Linked DNA regions of Mus musculus: region 1 is linked to region 2. A link is a contact called in ENCODE Hi-C or POLR2A ChIA-PET data. All regions are on one chromosome and are shown on one strand. Each heading gives the region's core, a stretch centred on a gene start or an enhancer-like site at or near the end of the contact. The rest is flanking DNA. Distances are from core to core; before and after follow the strand shown. Region 1 holds the start of Masp2 (mannan-binding lectin serine peptidase 2). Region 2 holds the start of Fbxo44 (F-box protein 44).

Region 1 (5,165 bases), core at 5-2,504, 440 kb after region 2:
ACCTCTTGATCTCCAGTTAAATCCAAACCCGGGTCAGGACTCTGAAGAGCTCACTAGACCTCTGCTCTTCCCAATGTGGCCACATTGAATAAATCCTTTTTCTCTGCTTTTCACTATTAAGTTGTCTGTATAATTGGCCTATTGAAGACTGGTAGCCGAGACTAACTGTTTTGAGTTCTGACCCTAACAATTTTGGTATAATGAAAAAACAAAAAACAAAAAAAACAGCCCAAAATGTTTATTTTTTGATTTGAGACAGGTTTTTGTGTAGCCCTGGCTGCCCTGGAATTCATCTGTAGACCAGGCTGGTCTGGAACTCAGAAATCTGCCTGCCTCTGCCTCACAAGTGCTGGGATCAAAAGTGTGCACCGCCCACCCCCACCCCTGCCCCGAGATTTCTTTGGCGAGCTGACTCAGCTGTTAGCACTAGCTGCTCTCCCTGGGTTCTCAAGTTCAATTCCCAGTACTTGGTCCCCAGCTGCCTATAACTCCAACTTCAGGAGAGCCAGCGCTCTCTTCTGGGCTCTAAAAGCATTGAACATACATGGCTCAGCACTCAGACAGACAGACAGACAGACACCTAAACAACTGCTGTCCTTGCGGGCCTCCACAGTCCAGTCCAAGTTCAAGCCAAGCCTCCCCATTTCTCAATTTTTACTTATGTAATTGCTGGGATAAAGGTTCCCTCCCTGCAGGGCTCCAGAGCCACAGGCAGGAGAACTAGACAAGTCTGAGGCTAGTCTGGTCTCCACCGTTCAAAGCCAGTCAGGGCTAAATGGAAAGACCCTGTTTTCAAATGAGTCATGTTATCTCCAAATGAGCACCGGTGCCAGGAACCCCAGCTTCTAATTCTGCTTTGGGCTTAGAAGTCACCTGCAAGACATTCCTCCTGCCTGCATCCACCATTCATGGTCCCAAGTGTAGCCAAAGTTTATCTTATGCCTGTTCCGTATCCTTTTGTTCATGAGTTTCCTCAAATTATTCTTTTTTCGCCTCTCCCTGAGTTGGGGGTGGGGGTGGGATCTTAGGCTGTCCACGTCGTCACTGAGACTCTCGCCCACCAGACCTTCCTGGTCCCACTAGGAAGGAAGTGCAGATGGTGGGTGAGAGTAGAATTTTTTTTTACTACCAGGCTGGCTCTCAGAGCCACCGAACCGAACCTTCCTGCCTGGAAGGGAGGCAGGCAGGAGCCATGGGTAGATTCCCAGAATCCTTGGTTTGTGGAGGTGGGGCCTGGTGCTGGACAAACAGATCAAAGGTGATAGGCGCTGGACCTGCAGAGCTAGGTGGCACACCATGAGGTGGGTGGGCGACCCATAGCTTCTGGGGAAGCTGAATGAGTTAGGCCTGGACCCTCATGTCACTCCCCTGCCCACAGGCTACTCATCTTCCTGGGTCTGCTGTGGAGTTTGGTGGCCACACTTCTGGGTTCAAAGTGGCCTGAACCTGTATTCGGGCGCCTGGTGTCCCCTGGCTTCCCAGAGAAGTATGCTGACCATCAAGATCGATCCTGGACACTGACTGCACCCCCTGGCTACCGCCTGCGCCTCTACTTCACCCACTTTGACCTGGAACTCTCTTACCGCTGCGAGTATGACTTTGTCAAGGTATCTGACGGGGTGCTCGGCTGGGGCCTTCTTATGAGGTACAGCAAAGGCTGGGCCTGGTTCTAACCTCCCTCCCTTGACCCCTGACTCCACAGTTGAGCTCAGGGACCAAGGTGCTGGCCACACTGTGTGGGCAGGAGAGTACAGACACTGAGCAGGCACCTGGCAATGACACCTTCTACTCACTGGGTCCCAGCCTAAAGGTCACCTTCCACTCCGACTACTCCAATGAGAAGCCGTTCACAGGGTTTGAGGCCTTCTATGCAGCGGAGGGTGAGCAGTGGTGGGCTCAGGCAGCCCAGATGCAGCTGGGTGGCTGCCTTGTCTTAGCCCCGTCCCCATCTTTGGGTGTCTTGCTTCCCACCTCTCCTTTGGGCTCTGGATTCAGGTCAAACCAACAGGAAAGGCGGGTGGGTTCTGCTGTCACGTGCCACGTGAATGCAGGAACGCAGAGCAGCCATCGGGTTACAAAGGGCTTGCACAGGCTGAAGCCTTCCACTTGACTGTATTCTTTGGTCCCTGAAGGAGAGAGACTGTGTGACCTCAGGCAAGTGGCTCAACCTCTCTGCTCAGAAAGCTTCTACCCGGTTGCCACTGGATTGATGATGGCTCTTCCCTCCTCTGCCCGGGTGACTTAACCTGCCACTGGTTTAGCAACGGTGCTACTTGCAACTCTGGGCCCAGGCCCAGGCGAAGCAACAGGCCTCCTATCAAGTGGGTCAGGGCCACCAAAGCCTGAGCTCTCTGTTCCATCTCTTTCCCTCCTGTCTGCCTGGCCTCTCTCCTTTAGATGTGGATGAATGCAGAGTGTCTCTGGGAGACTCAGTCCCTTGTGACCATTATTGCCACAACTACTTGGGCGGCTACTATTGCTCCTGCAGAGCGGGCTACGTTCTCCACCAGAACAAGCACACGTGCTCAGGTGAGGGGGTAGGGGCATCCCATCTACACCAGGTTATTCCAGCTACCAAAGCAGGAGTTGTTCTGCCCAGGGAGCTGGGCTCTTCTGCTTCCTCCAACACTATTAGCATGTCTAACTCCTCCCACTTTCCCTCCCTCCAATGGTGTACTTTGATCCCGCCCCTACTCTTGGAACCCCTAGTTCCATCAGCCAATTGTCTCTGCCTTCTGGGTGCTTCCTAGGTGGGCTTGGTATCTCTGGATAAGCCGGGCACACCTTAAGCTTCCAGTGTCTACCATAGGACCTCAAAGTAGAGGAGTGTAGGCAGGCTCAGAGCCATGGCTCCCGACCCCAGTGGGTGAACCTTTGGCCTCCTCTACCCTGTCTCTTGATCCTTTGCCCTAGCCCTTCTCTCCTCAGCCTTCCTGATGCTCCCCCACCCCCCATTTCTCTTCCAGAGCAGAGCCTCTAAACCTCCCTCAGCAACAGCCCGCCCACCCCAGTGAGTCAGATACCAGTCAGTACATGCCCACACGATGCTGCTCTGTCAGGCTGGAATGACTGCCAGCTACAGCACCCATTCACCTTAACCATGACAATAATAAACCTGCCTCCGTTTCCACTGTGGCTGTGTGTCTCTTGCCGGGGTTGGGGTGACGGGTTTGGAGGGCAGTAGAGTAACCTCAGTCCCTTCATCTTAGCCCTCCTCCTTGTCAGGAACTCCCTGAGCGCACACACCACACGGAGATCCTCTCACCTCTACTGGGTTCCCTGGGGCTGATCTTAGGACATTTTAGCTAGTTCTTATTTATAGGTCAATGCAGGTCTTTGTTCCCTGTCCCGGGGAGCTTGATTCAAAACAGAGACCAAAGGGGGTGTTACTGGGGGATCAGGCTAGCCACCCTGCATCCAGGGATGTCCTCTCTGCTGGTATGGAGCCACCTTCCAAAAGGAGGGCAGTACCGAGAGCCTTAGCTTCCTACAGGCCTTCTTCCCAGCCTGTCCCCATCATGAGCAGGCGGGCAGGGAACAGAACTGGAGCCTGATCTCCACAGGGCACCTGGCAGCCCAAAAGAGGAAAGCAGACTGTGTACATACTGGTAACCAACTTCCCTAGACCAGGGCCACTTCTAAGGGAAAGGCCTGTTCAGCTTGTTACCTGGGATCAAGGGCTCTGGGCTGGTCCCTGCCAGATATGGGTGGAAGCCCCCTTGTGGCCTCACTTGGGAACTGCTGAGCTGGGCACTGAGTGATATGAGAGCAGAAGAAACCCTTAGTTCAAGGGGCCTCCTCTGTCCTTTTCCTGGAGTCATAGGGACCTTGGGAAGGTGGCCTGCCTCCTATTTCCAGGGCCCCCCTCCCTCTGGCTTTGCTCTCCACCTCTTTGTGACTCTGAATCATCAGATAAACTATCACATCACGCTTTAGCCAAAGCCTGAGGAGAATGGAGCCCCCTTCCCCACTGCCATTCATCATCGTTTGGTGTGGGAGATGGGGTACTCTCCTGCCTCTGCAGATTATCAAGTGCAGGGTCTTGACCAAGCCCAGGATCTAGATGTCGCAGGCATTCTCTATCCTCCAGTATCCCTCCAGGAGCAGAGCCTTTTTTGTTTTTTTTTTTTTAAGACAGGGTTTCTCTGTGTAGCCCTGGCTGTCCTGGAACTCACTCTGTAGACCAGGCTGGCCTCAAACTCAGAAATCCGCCTGCCTCTGCCTCCCAAGTGCTGGGATTAAAGGCATGCGCCACCACGCCCGGCCCTATCCAATCTTCTTTCTTCCCAGCCCTTTGTTCAGGCCAGGTGTTCACAGGAAGATCTGGGTATCTCAGTAGCCCTGAGTACCCACAGCCATACCCCAAGCTCTCCAGCTGCACCTACAGCATCCGCCTGGAGGACGGCTTCAGTGTCATCCTGGACTTCGTGGAGTCCTTCGATGTGGAGACGCACCCTGAAGCCCAGTGCCCCTATGACTCCCTCAAGGTCTGGCTCTTGCATCCTTGTCACAGCTCTTTTCCCTCCCCCATCTTTCAACACTGCGCCTATGGCTGTTCTCCAGTGAATCTTAATCAACCTTTCTTTGCGGGGCTGGGGGTAGGTCTAAGCCAGGCTGTGGCTTCAGCATTAAGACATCCCACCTTTTGTTCCCAGCCTGCCCAAGCCAGTTCAAGTTACTTTGCTTCCATCTAACTGGGGCTAGAACCCTGCAGCAGGTCCCTGGGGTTCTTTATTCAGATTCAAACAGACAAGGGGGAACACGGCCCATTTTGTGGGAAGACGCTGCCTCCCAGGATTGAAACTGACAGCCACAAGGTGACCATCACCTTTGCCACTGACGAGTCGGGGAACCACACAGGCTGGAAGATACACTACACAAGCACAGGTGAGCGAATGGCCTGCCCCCAGATGCAGGCAGCAAAAGAAAGTGTCCCTTATGCAGCATCAGCAAGCTACAAAGCATTGGACTCCTCTATCGCAGGCCAGGGAAGGGAGCCCTGCTTGAGGACGGTGGTCTGTCAAGTGATGGCCCTTGATCAGAAAACAGCAACAGACAGACTACCCTTCCCCCTCGCACCCCATACTCAGCCAGCCATTTACCTAAGCAACCCCCTCTTTGCTCAACTCTGGTGTTCTGAGTTAGGGTCTATCTTTTGTTCTATA
Region 2 (5,542 bases), core at 964-3,463:
GCAGGCAGTGAGGGGTGGGTCTGGGCTGCCTAGACTAACACCCTCACCACTTTTCTTGATGTTTGACCATGTGACAGGAGACATGGTCCTTCCTATATTGTAGCTTATTCTCAGGCTACAGCACAGCCTGGGCTTTAGGGCATCCAGATGACCAGAAGATAATCTGTTCTTGAACCAGAATGCGAGGGAGACTTCATTGCTCCTTCATCCATTGGCAAGGCCCCTTCTGGAACAGTCTGTAGGTTTAACCTGGGGTCTGTGAGGCCTCATTTCTTTTCCTAGGAAAGATTTTAGGAGAAGCTAGCCTCAGATTCATGATCCTCATGCACCAGTCTCCTGAGTGGTAGGATTACAGGTATCAGCACCATTACCAACTAAGGGTAACTGGTTTGCTTTGAGTCAGAACCTCATGTAGCCCAGACTAGCCTGTAACAGATGGCCTTCAACTCCCTATCTTCTTGTGTAGTGTGTGTGTACCTTGACCTCAGTGTACCTATTTGAAAAGTGGGTGCGTCACTAGTCCCTGCATCTAAGAATTATTTTGAGAGGAATAAAGGCCGTAATATAGCTAAAGGGCTCACAGCCAGTGTTTAGGACGCATACTGTGGTCATCTAATAGAGCATGGGTCCTGTTGAGGCATACTCTCCGCACCCACCTTCAGCACAAGGGTTGTGAAGGAGGTTCCTCTGGAGGCTGCGCAGGAAGTAGAAGATCTTCCAGTCAGCCACAGGCTGGTCCCAGTCCTCGGTGATGAAGCCCTCTTGAAGGCACTTGCGCTTCCAGAGTGTAACCAGGTCAATGAGGTCTCGCCAGAGGCTGCAGACCGGTCGGCAGCGCAGCAGCAGTTGGCGAGCTGGGATGTGGATGAACAGTTCCAGCAGGATGTTCTCTGGCAGCTCGTTGATGTTGCCTACTGCCATGGTGGCGTCTCCTAGCCAGCTCCTGTGGGTATTGGAGAGCCGTGCTATACACCGAGCCTTCTCCCTGGCGAGTGGCAATCCCAGCACCCAGGGATAGAGAGATTCCCAACTCTGCGGGGGGCCACAGAGTTGCTGTGCTGTTCTGACCTTCTGTTTCCACAGTAAACGGGACGAGGGGCTGGGGCATGGTAGTTCCCTCCTGGGTCACTAGAAGCTCAAGGTGCATGGGCCGGGGAGTTGCTTAATAAACCATGAGATCTGATTTCCCCCAACCCGGGCACCTAAGAACAGCCTCTAAGGACGCCCAGGGACCTTCCCAAGGTCACACAAACAGGAGAGGAGGGGAGGCAGCTCCGGCTCTCACTGAAGGTAGAGCCAGCCATTTTCAATAGGCCAGCAGTCTTTTAAGAGGAGGGTAACAATGGGAGGCCTTGTGAGCCCTCCAGCTTGCCACTCTTCATTTCCTCCCCATCCCCCACACGGGGAAAGGGACAGAGATGATGATCGGGGGTTATCACTGGCCCTCAGGACCGGTCACGGAGTACAAAGGGCTCAGTGACGTTCTTAAGATCTCAGAGAATATGACCCGTTTACCTGAGCCTGAGGAAAGATGTACGAGTGGAAAAGAGCCTTCCTATCTCCCTCCCGCACCCCCCCCACCCGCCCCGGCCCCCTGCAGTCTCCCATTTATGCTTGGCTCTAAAACGGGCTACCTTGCTCAAGACCAGATTCAGATCTCTGAGCACCGATGGCGTCCATAGCCCAGTTCTTCGAAGCCTCACAGTACAGTGGGGGGAGGGGAGGGGAGAAAGCCTGAGGCCTGGGCCTTAAAGGCGCTAGGCCCTCATGATCGCAGAGCGCGCGCGCCCCCCCCCTCCCCTCTAGGTCTCTGCCCACTGTGCCTCAGTCCCCGAACTGGGCGCTCCCCCTCCCGCAGTCACCTGCGATCCGTCGCGCTGAGCGATCCTGCCAGGCCGTGGGGCTGTACAGCCCGAGCCTGCGTGGCCCGGAAGGCAGACCTGCCTACTGCCCGCCAAACGTCTCCTTGCTGGGGCGCTCACTGCTCCCCTCCTTCTGTCACCTGCTCTTAGCCGGGTTACGTTGGAGAACAGCACCCAAGACACAGCCCCGCCTACTACTCATCAGACCCCGCCCCATCCCCATCCCACAACACTGGCCCCTCTCCCTCCCCATTCTCCTTGTCAACTACTTTTGGTCGCGCTGCGCCATACCCTTGGATCCTGGGGATGAGCCTTACGGACCAATGGAGGCCCGGGGTGCGACCCGCCCACTGTTTGTCAGACCACGCCCCACGCCCCACCCCATTTTCTCCGTCACCAGCTTTTAGTCCGGCTGCCCCACAACGCTGGGTACTGGAACTGCGCCTTTCTGCCAGAGTTGGTTCACGATGCGGCCCCGCCCACTGCCCTCAAGGCCCCGCCCACCATTCCTTCAGGCCCCGCCTCACCCGCGCACTCCCCGGATTCGCCCCCATCACAGCGTAGGAAAATTACCTGGGGGGTTGGGGAGGAGGAAAGCTCCGATACCCCCAACTCCACTGGGCTCGGCGCCAGCACCCTCTACTCCCCAGTAGTCCGACTCCATATGTCCTCCTGCAGTCATCCTCCAGGCACACTAGAAGCCCACCCATTCTGTAGCTGTCCCTGCCCCTCTCCAGTCCCAGGCTCCTCCCGGAAGCCGCACCTTGGGTTACGGGGCGGGGGGTGGGGGTGGGGGGGTACAGGACTCCCAGCCCTTAGCCGGGGGCCAGAGGCGGGGCGCACGGGGCCTTTAAGAGGCGCGGCGGCGCGGGCCCGGCTGACGCGGGCAGCTCCAGGACTCGCCACCCGCAGCGCTCAGGCTCTTCTCTCTTGACAGCACCGCAGCGATGGATGGAGATGGTGATCCAGGTATCCGCTGCTGGCCCCGCTAGATACAGACTCGGGAGACAGGGCGGACCAGCGCCGCAGAAGGCGCTCAAACTTTCGCGCCAGGAAAACCCTAGAGATAGTCTAGGGAGCAGGTTTCTGCCTGGTGTCGTGGTGTGGAGGGAGGAGGACGCCTGGGTCTCCAAAATGGCATCGGAGGACTCTGGCATCTCAGGCTCCAGACTTCCTGGGGTTTGAGAGCCGGGTTCTTGCAAGCTTTTGCTTCCATGAACTTCTTCCATTTGCTAGCGCTGCCCTCCCTGCCTCTTGAGCCTCCGGAGTCCCCGCGGGGTCCTAGGGTTTACAAACTTTATCCTGCCTCCATCCTAGCTTCCTGAGGGACTCCCTTCTCTGGAGGGGCCGTCTTGTATTGGAGTAGCGGGGCTGTTCCGTGGGAACCAGGCTAGGGGTGAGGAAGGCTGCTTTTGGCAGAAGCTCTGGGTCCTCAAGGATTGCCCAGTCATCTTTTCTGGCACCAAAGACCCCACCCCTTCTGCCCTCCGGCTCCCTGCTGGGCCTGTAGGGGGCTGCTTGCTGAGTCAGACCTGCCTGCCTTGACTCTTATCCCTTCCTCACTAACTATGCTCAGCTCGGAGTGTTCACTCTTTAGGGGAGGAGGTGAGGGAACAGAGGTGGCCAGTCTTCCCTCCTACTCCCAAGTCCTCACTCTCAGTCGGTGCCTGGCTTCAACATCATCCACAGGGCCCCAGAATAGGCTACCGTTTTCTTCCTGCTCCCAGGAAGTCCCTGGGCTCAGGGGCCCAATCCAGGTGAGTGAGTCAGCTTGGGGTCAGCATCCATGGCTAGATAACTTTCCTACAGCAACAATGTGGCAAGTTGTGTGCAAGGGAGCAGGTGGGGGGGGCTGTAATCCGATCTGGGGCCTCAATGCCAGGCCTAGGGGCCAGGAGAGAGGACTGGGTGAGGTGCACCTTTCCGGGGAGCATCAGGTATCTGCTGGGGCCAGGGCAGGGCTGGGTGATGGTAGAGAGGTGAGGACGTTGGGCCCAGCTCTCCAGAGCTGTTGGAAGCAGGACAGACAATTGTTTTTCCTTCTGCTTGATGATGTCCTGTGGTGGAACCTGGAAGAAATGCTAGGACCCTCTGCACCCGTTTTCTCATTGCCAATGAAGGAGTAAACCCCTACATATGAAAATGTGACCAAAACACATCAGAAATGTGGGGAAAGTACGCTGTCTGTCTGTCTGTCTGTCTGTCTGTCTGTCTGTCTGTCTGTCTCTCTGTGTGTGTGTGTGTGTGTGTGTATACAATTCACCATGGCTGATGGAGGACTCACTGTGTGCTCTAAAGAGAGGGGAAATCCCGAGTCAGCTTTCCAGTGTCTGACAGTGTAGATGCTATTGACTGCATCCCCTTAGAAGAGGTTTAGGGAACGGGCCACCTGTCCCTCCCCTGCCCCAGGCCTGCTCCCTTATTTCCTTGGCTTCTTGGGGTCAGACCAGTCTTCAGGGACTCTGAGAGAGATGGCCTCCATTACACAGGGTGGCTGGGTCCCCTCCCCACTGGCCCTCTCTCCTTTAGAGATACTGCCCACTCAGTGTCTGCTTACTCAAGGTTTCTTCTTCGGTGGCCCAGATGAGGCGCGCTGAGATCCAAGAGATACACAGCTGCCCACAGCAGCCTGGGTATTCAGTGGGCTGACCTGGAGAACCCAGCCTGGGAGGCAGTGCTTTTTGTCCTGTCTCCCAGTCTTCACTGTGGAGTCAGGCGTCCCCACTGGCTTAGCAAGAGTGGATGTCCCCATTGCTTTGCTCCTTTGTGGGAAGGGGATGAATTTCAGTATAAATCTGACAGTCTGACACAAGGATGACTCCATTTCACAGATGAGGAGACTGAGGGTGAGGGATGGGAAAAGAGGGGAGGAAGACTCTTCCCAAGTCACCTAGCATCTCTCTTTGTCTGTTTCCCTTTCCCATTGGCTGGCTGGGGCTAGCTGGATCTCGAGCTCATTTTCCTCACCCAGAGCCCTTGAGTGTCCCTTTCCCTAACACTGCCAGTGGGACCTACACTAAGTCACTTCATATTCACAGCTGAGCATCCACAGTATCCAAACCAAGGCCAGATTGTCAATTCAGCCAGGTTTTTGTTTTTTGCTTTTTGTTTTTTCGAGACAGGGTTTCTCTGTGTAGCCCTGGCTGTCCTGGAACTCACTCTGTAGACCAGGCTGGCCTCGAACTCAGAAATCCGCCTGCCTCTGCTTCCCGAGTGCTGGGATTAAAGGCGTGCGCCACCACGCCCGGCTCAGCCAGTTTTTTAAAAAATATTTATTTTATGTATATGAGTACACTGTCGCTGTTTTCAGACACACCAGAAGAGGGCATCAGATCCTATTACAGATGATTGTGAGCCATCATGTGGTTGCTGGAAATTGAACTCAGGACCTCTGGAAGAGCAGCCAGTGCTCTTAACCACTGAGCCATCTCTCCAGTCCTCAACCAATTCTTTTGGTGCCTGTTAAAGCTGGCTTCTGTGTTGGACTGAACAGATTCAAACACAGGCTCCCAACTGCTTATACGGTGTGTGATTCTGGACCTTGTCACTTTTCTGTCCCTTCGTGAAGCAGACTTGGGCCCAGCCTGAAGGAGATGGGTTGAGGATTGAGGGAGTAATTCCAAGGCTCAGAGCAGTACCTTGCTCATAAGCGCTGATAAAATTCAGTAGCTCCTGACTCT

The links. A loop is a pair of places that touch in the nucleus more often than their neighbours do. ChIA-PET counts read pairs that join two places held with the same protein, here RNA polymerase II (POLR2A).
Region 1: a map of T-helper 17 cell shows a loop between it and region 2 (2.8-fold over the local background). The contact joins the promoter of Masp2 here to the promoter of Fbxo44 in region 2. A Hi-C loop is called at or near these places in 5 of 37 maps with a recorded cell type or tissue (T-helper 17 cell and heart). POLR2A ChIA-PET finds 5 or more read pairs at or near these places in 3 of 5 experiments (all embryonic stem cell).

The regions. Positions count from the first base shown.
Region 1 is chr4:148,601,290-148,606,454 of GRCm38, forward strand. It overlaps Masp2 (mannan-binding lectin serine peptidase 2), which reads left to right and starts at 1,255. Exons shown (of 11, transcript NM_001003893.2): 1 at 1,255-1,301; 2 at 1,379-1,607; 3 at 1,703-1,880; 4 at 2,398-2,529; 5 at 4,291-4,487; 6 at 4,740-4,887. The coding sequence starts at 1,297.
Region 2 is chr4:148,157,881-148,163,422 of GRCm38, forward strand. Fbxo44 (F-box protein 44) reads right to left here and starts at 2,214. Exons shown (of 6, transcript NM_173401.5): 1 at 1,863-2,214; 2 at 657-943. The coding sequence starts at 921. It overlaps Fbxo2 (F-box protein 2), which reads left to right and starts at 2,788. Exons shown (of 6, transcript NM_176848.1): 1 at 2,788-2,831. The coding sequence starts at 2,810.